Linked DNA regions of Homo sapiens: region 2 is linked to region 1. A link is a contact called in ENCODE Hi-C or POLR2A ChIA-PET data. All regions are on one chromosome and are shown on one strand. The core of a region is the stretch at or near the end of the contact, and the rest is flanking DNA. Distances in the headings are between cores, read along the strand shown.

Region 1 (4,804 bases), core at 851-3,350:
TTGGTACCAATTCTCTGTGTTAGTCCCTTTTCACAGTGTTATAAAGAAATACCCAAGAGTGGCTAATTTATAAAGAAAAGAGATTTAATTGACTCACAGTTCTGCATGGCTGGAGAGGCCTCAGGAAACTTACAAATATGGCAGGAAGGGAAGCAAGCACGTTTTACATGGCAGCAGGCGAGAGGGAGTAAGAACAGAGAATACTGCCTTATAAAACCATCAGATATTGGGAGAATTCACTATCACGAAAACAGCATGGGGGAAACCACTCCCACGATCCAATCACCTCCCACCAGGTCTCTCCCTCAACACCTGGGGATTACAATTCAAGATGAGATTTGGGTGTGGACACAAAGCCTAACCATAACAGAATATTAAAAGAATGTAGGGGACCCTTTAAAAAGGTGTATAAGCACCACTACAACTGCTCTCAATACTACAGCCTTTCATTATTTTAAGTGAGAAGCATTTTAGACTCATCACAACTAAAAAAGTTTGATGACCTCATACCAGTTTCCCCATCATTTCTCTACGTAGTTTTTTCCATGTATCCCAGACTTCATATCTATGAATCCTATAGTCAGCATCCCTGCAATTTTAAAGACAGCCCAACTTCAAAGTACTTATAACCTTGTACAATCATTTCAGCTACTAGAAATACACAGAAAATTAAAATTGACTTAACTAAATGTAATGAAATTTTAAAATGTATGCTAACCTATTCTCCCTAAAGTGACACCAAGTGCTTCAATAATCTCTGACAATTTAACTGCATTAGAGCCAACTGGTTTTATCATTGTCAGTGGGTGTTTCGATGCAGTCTCTTGCTGCATCACTCAAATATGTGATGAAGAGCCATATCACCTCCCAACTGTTCACAGATTTGGAAATAAGATAACTAAACCTCACAATTCACATCAAAGAATACAGAATATTCACATCCTATCTCATTTCACAAAGGGTTTGGCACCTAATTCAAAAGAAAATCTTGTCCGGGATATCCAAAATAGGTTCTTACATTCCATTTTATGTATAAATATGGTCAGTTCAGGTTTACTTGTCACTGGGGGAGGATCTAAAATCATTTCCATTTTCTTGTACATAAAGCAGTGTCTTGAATCTGACTTTTTAATCACAATGGACATAAAGTATTTCTTACCCAAGAGAAAATTTAGTTCATCTGTCATTGAGGGAGAAACAAACTGATTAAGTGTGATGTGGCGGCTCCCTCAATTAAGCAGTTCCTCGAGAAACTTCGGAAGAATTGCACATTCGACACCTTTAAACAAAAACACTTGTAGGCTGACAGCTGCCGGGGCCCCGGCCCGCCCCCCGCGGGCAGGCGAAGCCGGGGAGGAGCCTCTGGCCCAGGCGGCGGCAGCCGGCCGGGCCCGCGGGGGTCAAGACGCCTAGACAAAGGGCGGCCCCGCAAGCGCGAGGGACGCGCCCCAGCTTTCTGCCCGCACCCGACTCCCAAACGCTAATTAATTCTACAGCCTGAGCTCCATTAGAGAGACCCTCCATGATTCCCCCGAGGTGCTCAGGTGGGCAACCATCGGATTTGCGCTCTTCTCCGGCCCAGGGGACCCCACGTCCGGCTCTCGGGGATAGAAAGGGGACGCCCCGGATTGCGGAACCTAGCCCCGGGCGGGAGAAGGCGAAGAGGAAGCGGGATCCCCACACGCCTGCCTTTGCTCTCCCGGGAGGAGGCTCCCTCCGGGCTCCCGGCGGAGGAAAGAGAAAGAGCCGCGGTCGGCACACCGCCCTCGAGGTGGGGGCGGCGGTCCCCTCCGCACTCACCGGCGAATCTGAGCCATCGCCCTCCATGGCTGCCTTCTGCCAGGTGTCATCAGCGGCACGTTCCACTCACACCGGCTACCGAGCGCAGGGTCTGGTGGGCGGGTCCCTGCGGCGGCCGTGGAGCCTCGGTCCGAAGCTGGAAGATGAGCTGGTCAGCTGTACGTGGCCAGCGGACCGACGCGGGGAGAAGTAAGCCGGGGCAGGCAAAAGCACAGGCGCGGGAGAAGCGAGCTTTGCTCCCAGCGACTACCCCGGGAATCCCGCCCAGCTGCCGGCTGCAGCAGCGGCTCCTGCGGACTGCGGCTGGGAACGGCGCCGCGCAGAGACCTGGGCGGGGCACCGCGGGGCGTGGACAGGGCGTGGCCTGGTCGTTGCCCAGGCAACAGCGCCAGTCGCACAAAAGAGGCGGGGCCGCCTGGGGCTGGTAGGCCGGGTGTCTGAGTGGTAGGCTGAGCGGGACTCGGCTGGGCGTGGGTGTGGCACGCGGTTGGGACTCGGCGCCCTCCGCCGCCACCTTCCCCCTACGCATCAGCCCCTCCCTCCCACCCGGGTAGTCGCCCGTCGCCCTATGCCAGGCTGGGGGGCTCTGAGGAACGGAAGTGAGGGCAGCGGGGAGCGGTGGGCGGGTGCCGAGGGCGGCGCCGGGGCGGGGAGGCTCCGCTGCAGCAGAGCAGCCGGCTGCAGCCCTGGCCCCTGGCCCCTGGCCCTGCGCTGCCATTCCGCCCTTCAGTTTGCTCTCACTGCGCTTTCTTCACTCGCGGTTCGAAGCCCCGCTTCCAGGCTCGGCACAGGACGGTGCGGGCGAGGGCGAGCCTAAGCCACCTTCCCTGAATGGCCGCGGCGAGCACGGCAGAGCTGCGCGAGGCGACCAGAGTGAGACCCCGCCCGCCCTCTCCGCGGTCCCTAGCCAGGCGCGGCCTGGGGTTCCCTGGCCCCGCCCGGCTTGTCCCAGTTCTCTTCTGGCTTCACTTGCTGGGTGAACTTAATAGTCCCTGACTGGGCACCGAGCAGTCATATCCCGCTTTCTGCTTCTATACCCCCAAGTCGCGATGTCACCGCACGTTCTTGCCCAGTAGCGCGGGGACCGCCTGCAGGGTGGAGATTCCTCTCCCGGATGCTGGCCAGGGACTGAAGTTAAAAGGCCGCGGCAAGGGAGAGACCCCCCGCCACCCGGGCCTACGCTTTCCTTCCTGAGGGCCAGGACAGAGGGTCCTGAGCGGCTCCGGCACCCCCGCACCCCCGCGGGGAGTGCTGCTGAACGTTAAGGCGCGCGCCAGCTCAAGGACTGGCGGCGCACATTTCACCTGCCACGGCCCAAGTGTGTTTCTGGTGTTGTTTTCAGGACACACGGAGAACAAATTAATTTAGGATTATTAGATCACGCACTGCCTTTCTGGCTAGCTAAACAATTCATTCCTATGTATTAGGCTTTAAGAACAGATGCCCTAAATTGCTGGGTAAGTAGGGACTACAGAGCTGTAGCGAGACATCTCGTTTAGGTTTTAAAATGCTTCCCACTTTTATTTCCTGTTTGGGAGAAGTCTGTCGCTGTGGCAAGTTCCGTCGTCTTCCCACAGCCCTGTCTGCAGCGGTAGCCTCGTCTCCAATCCGGCATCTAAATAAGGAGTGTAGAATTAAAAACACTGAGGGACTATAGCAATTTTCTCTAATGGAATACCCTCCATTTACAGATGAGGTGAACAGAGGACGAAAGCTTTGCCAGGTAATAATGCCTGGGCTGTTCTGATCCGGATTAATGCCCGTTGCGTGGCCGCAGGTGCTAGACTTGGGAAGGCTTCCTTCCCACAGGTTCTGAAAAGTGCTAATCAGGAGGAGACTAACAAATGCCTGCGTGAATTAGGTGCCTATATATATATACATATATTTAAAGGCTCAACCATTAGAAAGCATTATAAGTCTTTCTCATACTGGCCTTTGAGCTAAATAATTCCCCTTGGGCTGTAATTTCACATCCGCACACCTGCTTTGATCCAAAACTTATTAGTTGACACAGTAAAAGTGATTAGAAGGCTCCATTAACAGGAATTAAAGATAAAATCTGTATAGACAATATTTTGGTGAAAATACATTGCTATGGCCTTCCATTTTGCAAATCAGACTTCACTGAGCTATCATTTTCTACCTGATCCACAAAATTCAAACATGATGTTAATATACTTGGCAAGTGTTAATACACTTGGCAAAACTGTGTCTCCAAAAAAATAAAAATACTTATGCAGTGGGCACAACCTTACCATTATCACCCCAGCACAGGTTTTAGTTGTGTGAGCAACTATCTATTCATCCTTCTGAAACAGATCATTTGGTGGTATTTTTGTTTTGGTCCCATGAGATGTTTAAGACCTTATATTAGTCTAGATTTGAGGACTTTCTAAGCCTAATTCTTTCAGAGTATAAGTGTCTTCTTGTTTTAATTTTGTGTTTGTAAAAATTTTTGAATATTTTTGTGCCTCAAATATGTTCAAAGTTTAATAATTCACCAAGTAATGGTATCATTGCCTATTTCTCTATCAAAAATACAAGATTTACAAAGCCTCTCTTATTTTGCTCAAACCTTTTTGTGATATCGTATGTTGGTACAGCTTATCTCAAGGGACATTTTACAAATCCTATCAAAAATTTTAAATATTTTTACCTTTTGACTAAGCAATTCCACATCTAAGAATGTTCCTACTGTAATACTTGCATGTGTGCACAAAAACATGTACAAAGAGCTTATTGAGACCTTATTTATAACTAAACATCATGCATAATATACATTCATACCATGGAATACTATGCAGCAGTTAAAATCAATGTACTGATGAGAAAGGATTTCTAAAATATAATGTGTGCAGTGGCCCACACCTGTAATCCCAGCGCTTTGGGAGGCCGAGGCAGGTGGATCACCTGAGGTCGGGAATTCGAGACCAGCCTGGCCAACATGGTGAAACCCCCCCTTTACTAAAAATACAAAAATTAGCCTGGCGTGGTGGCACACGCC
Region 2 (4,804 bases), core at 1,389-3,888, 93 kb after region 1:
TGGTGAATCTGAAAATAAGTGTCTAAATATCCAGTCTAATATTAGCCTTCTCAAAGCTTTTTCATACCTATTGGTAAAAAGAAACGAACAGAGGAACACCTGAATCATTAGTTTAACACTGTATACCTGTACCTAGACACATGGGGAGGCACTCTATGAATGACTGTGGAATTTAACTGCAATACCAGGTAAGAGTTGTGGCTTGCCCAATGTACTGTTTTGTCTTAAAGATCAGCAGAAACTTTGTGACCGGTCACCTTTGCTGAAAAGGTTGGAGTTTCTTCACAAGCATTTTAAAGTCAGTTATGAATCACATGCACCACAAAAGAACTTAGTGCTAAAGAAAATAAAGTCTGTGAGTTAGGAAAGAGAAAAACTTAAAATCACTACAGAAACTGACATATGCAGTTATCTTAAATGCGGTTAACTAGGCTATAAGAAAACCAAAATGATGTAAAAATTCTATTCATATGACAAACATTAGACAAAAAAGGATACAATATTGCTTAACCAATGCACCAAGGTGTTATATAACACCTGGTGTCGATCCTATGCTCATACTAAAGTTAAATAAGTCAGAAAATTTGTGCTGTTTTACTTATGCTGTGAACAGAATTACACAGTTTAATGCCAATGTGCATTATTCTATATGGATTTGTCCAAGCTGGAATTTTATAAAACAGGCCAAACACATTGGCATTTTGAAAATTAAATCACAGACTTATAGTGATAGCTGCAAGCAAAGTTCAACTGTTTAACAATCACAATTTAATCAGCTCACAGGACTTATACACTGCATCTATCTAAGCAGTGTATGTATACGATAAATATGCACATTATGTATCAATAACAAAAACAGGATGGAAGACTTTTTATCTAAAAGCTTTGAATTCACATAAAATTAATCCCTATTAAGATATAAACAATTTATCAACATTTTAAAACATCTCATATCACTACAATCATAACCTTTCGGTTTGGAAATCTGAATCTTTCAGTGAAGGTATAGGCTCTGCTAATCGATCAACACCTATGAGAGGAGGAAGGAATATAAACGTTTCACTCTTTCTTTTGTGAGAATCTGTTCATCCTTCAGGGCTCAGCTCACATTATTCAACAAATATTTCTTAGTGCTTCTCAGATACCAGGTACTATTTAAGGTCCTAGTGCAATGTTGACCAAAAGGACTAAGCTGTTGCAAATGTTGAAATAGAAACAATTGCCACTGGCCAATATGGCAACTGGGTACTTGAAATGTGGTGGCTACTACCAAAAGAATCACTTAATTTTTAATTTGATTTAATTAATTCAAATCAAAATAGCCAAATGTGGCTAGTGGCTACCAGATTGGACAGGGCAGCCCAGTCCTAAGTATAGAGGTAAACAAGATAGACGAAAATGTTACCTTTGTGAAGTTTATAATCCAGTGTAATAGAAAGACATTAAACAAATAAACCAATACATACGTAATGTGAGGTGGTCATTGGAAGTGGTCCCTTTAGGAAGGGTGTTTAAGGAAGGCCTCTCTAAAGATATCTGGATTATGTACATGCCTGTCTATATACTCCTATGAACACTACACTAACATATAGCACAGAACTCTATACAAATGCTTGTCTTGTTCAGCTGTACTCTGGCACCTACCATAATGTGGTTCTTGACCAAGTGTGCAGAAGTAATCTGCAAAGCTCCCCAAACTGATCCGGTCATGCAGTGTTCAAAATACACCAGCAACTCAGAATTTGGAAAACGTGGGGAAAGAACACAGCAAAAACAAGCCGCTCTTTCCTCCCATCCAGTCTCAAGCAGCTTTTGAGCTTCACTTCAAAACACAGCAATGCGGAGCAAAGATTGCCTTCTCCTTTCTTTCTTCTCATCCCCAGCTTTTACTGTAAATGAAGTCGCTTAGTCTCTGCCGCACCACACTCTTCAGCTATTGCGATACTTTTAACAGGCTGCTTCACGCAACACCACACCTCTTTCGCCTACCATTAGATTTATAGTTCCCACAAAGTTTCTAAGACCTTAGAGGTTCTCTGCCGCTCCTACACATAAAACACCATACAGACACTCTATTAAGAGTTAATGACTTTAGAGAGGACAAGGATGCACAGAAGTATTCATCTAAAAATACGACGACAAACTTTGTCCTTTTCCTTTTACACTCGGAAGTAATGAGGCAAAGTGACAGGCTATGGGAGCGGGTAAAAAAGCAGCTCAGAGTTGCCAGAAGAAAAGGGAAGTGAAAAAGCCGGAAACTGGAGATGCCACAGCCCTCGACCTACAGCCTTCCAGACCTTCCCACCGTACGGCGGGAGAGTGGGGGTAACCTCAAGCCCACTTGAAACCAGTCAGTGCCAACTGGGCGGCCGCGCAGCCCCCTTCCGGCGCCCAGTTTGCGGTCCGACTCCGCCGCGCCTTTCCGCTGGAGCCCGGGCCTTGTGCCAGCCTGGCTGACTGTGCCACGAGTTACCTGCTTGTCTCGAGTGAAGAATAGCGCTCCGGCAAAACCTGGAGGCAGCGCTGGAAAAATCGCACGTGCCGATCCCGTAAGAAATCCAGCCGCTCTCCCTCACCGCTCCCTGCTAGCCTCTCATCCTCAGTGGCCGCCATGCTGCTCCGGAAGCGACGTCCGCCGCGACCCGGAATCAGTGCCCGCGGAGAGAAAGAACCCTCCTGTGCTGAACCACAGGGTGCCGGGTGAGGGGACCTGCGCCCGCCGCAGACTAAGCCAGTATTTGAAACCGCTATCATCTGGGTCCTGTGCAGCACTTCCTCTCTCCGATATCTCCCTAGCTAGCGCATGACCCTACCTTTTCTACTCAAAGCCCTCGAGGCTTGTAAACACCTCGCAGGCCTTGTGAAAATCAAGTCCACAAATCCCTCCGTCAGAATTTTTATCTTGGGAAGCGCAAGGTCAAAAGCATCAAGTACGCTTTGAGACAATTCTGGCTCTGTAGAACCTGAGGATGGTATATCTGAAAACGAGGATGGATCAGTATAAACTTGCTAACAGATTCATTTTTGGAGGGCCAGTTTTAAGCCGAACGGTTAGGGAAACAGAAAAACAAACCAGTGGAGATAAATGTTTATTGACACTACAAAAGCTCAGAGACTTTCCTAATCTTAATCCTTTCTGGATACCAGGAATCACTTAAAAATCTGTGTATAATGCCCCCAAACATATACAACATGCATATTCATACCTATATATGACTGCTTGCGTCATTCTTTTACAAATCTTACAGATTTTACTTTGCTTGAGTCGACGTGTTATCAAGAATCAATGGTGCATCAATCTGCAACAGCAAAATAAGCTCAATATCTTCTCCAATTACCTGCATTCTAAAAAATTTAAACATGCTTCTAGTTCTTTTTTCCAAAAATAGGGATTTAAGTTGTTTAGCCGGTATACTATGCCCTTTAAACTTTCATGAGGCATTCCTGAGTAGCGGGTGGGGGGATCCACCCAATAATATAACTAAACTAGGTTCCCTGTGATCAACTTAGCTAATAAAATTTTGGGTTTAATTTTGTTAGCTTTCTTAGAAAATGTAATTCTTATACTCTATGGGCTGGGGTAATCTTACACTTATTCAACAATCCAAAGTGCTCTGAATAATTTTTGGTACTATTAACTACTTATTCACAGGTATTCCTGCATGTCTTTACAAAATGCCGCATTTAACAGCCACAGACGGATTCTAGGCTGTCCTCGGTACTTCCCTACAAATACGGAGCTCACAGTCCTTGCCCTTCAGGTGTGCCCAGTCTGGAGTTTCCACTGTTATTAAAATTAAGATCTCTCACTTAGCACACATACCCCCAAATGCCTGAAGATTTTTAAAGTGGAGTCTTATACACATTTAACTTACTGGAATCAGCTATGGACACTCTATACATTCTCAGAAAATTAATTCTAATAAACATGGCCCTTAAGTTAGGGAAGCCAAATGTTTCATCTGATTCTCAGCTCAAGGACTAGCAATCTGATCCAAATCTAGAGGAAAAATTTGCAATGTGGGACTCATTCAGAGATAATACAGAATGCCTCCTAGGTCGGTAAAAGGCTTTCCATGAGTGATTTTATCCCTACAAGATTTTTGGCATGTGCATAACAGAATGGGAATGATAGAACATCTATATAATTGAGTGTTATTTAGCCATTACATGATAATGTTTGAATTAGGTAGAAATGTACGAAAATGTGTAATGCAATTATAGCATAGTAATTAATATGTACTGTATGACTGTAACAATTTAAAAATATGTAGGTATGTTTTTTGAAAAAGTTACCCTGGAATTATGGGTACTTTATAACATTTCTTCTTTAGTGTTTTTTCTATGTTTCTTATTAATGTAGTTTTTTTGTTTCCAGGCTTACTTCATTTTATTTTTCTTGTACAACCCGATGTTGTAGCCACCGCTGGAGCCTGGGTCCTCTGCACGGAGACTCTGGTGTGGGTCTTGAGGAGGTGGTCAGTGAATTCCTGATAGGGAGACTTGGTGAATACAGTCTCCTTCCAGAGGTCAGGGTTCAGCCTGCTGTAGACCTTAGAGATGGCATAAAAAATGACCATGACGAAGTTGCCCAGGATGGCAGTGCAGCCCCTGGCTGAGGTGTAGCAGTCATTGATAGCTGCCATCAGCAGCAGCTTCTTGGCCATGGGGGCCGAGACGATGCCAGTGCTCCTGGGCGCAGGGATGACCCGCGCCAGCACAGAGCCGTGGCAGCCTGTCACCTTGCAAGGGATGGTGTGGGGCTTGCCGATCTTGTTCCCCCAGTAGCCTCTGCGCATGGGCA

The links. A loop is a pair of places that touch in the nucleus more often than their neighbours do. ChIA-PET counts read pairs that join two places held with the same protein, here RNA polymerase II (POLR2A). Pooled maps may share reads with other maps.
Region 2: a map of CD8-positive, alpha-beta T cell shows a loop between it and region 1 (16-fold over the local background). The contact joins the promoter of PGGT1B here to the promoter of TRIM36 in region 1. A Hi-C loop is called at or near these places in 7 of 168 maps with a recorded cell type or tissue (B cell, CD14-positive monocyte, CD4-positive, alpha-beta T cell and 4 more), 12 of 37 single-sample maps with no recorded cell type and 21 of 50 pooled maps. POLR2A ChIA-PET finds 5 or more read pairs at or near these places in 11 of 52 experiments (H1, HepG2, PC-3 and 6 more).

The regions. Positions count from the first base shown.
Region 1 is chr5:115,167,808-115,172,611 of GRCh38, forward strand. It overlaps TRIM36 (tripartite motif containing 36), which reads right to left and starts at 2,101. Exons shown (of 10, transcript NM_001300759.2): 1 at 1,801-2,101. The coding sequence starts at 1,827. RefSeq lists silencers at 1,277-1,366, 2,097-2,516.
Region 2 is chr5:115,260,239-115,265,042 of GRCh38, forward strand. PGGT1B (protein geranylgeranyltransferase type I subunit beta) reads right to left here and starts at 2,639. Exons shown (of 9, transcript NM_005023.4): 1 at 2,474-2,639. The coding sequence starts at 2,613. It also overlaps the pseudogene RPS2P26. RefSeq lists enhancers at 2,498-2,677, 2,708-2,757.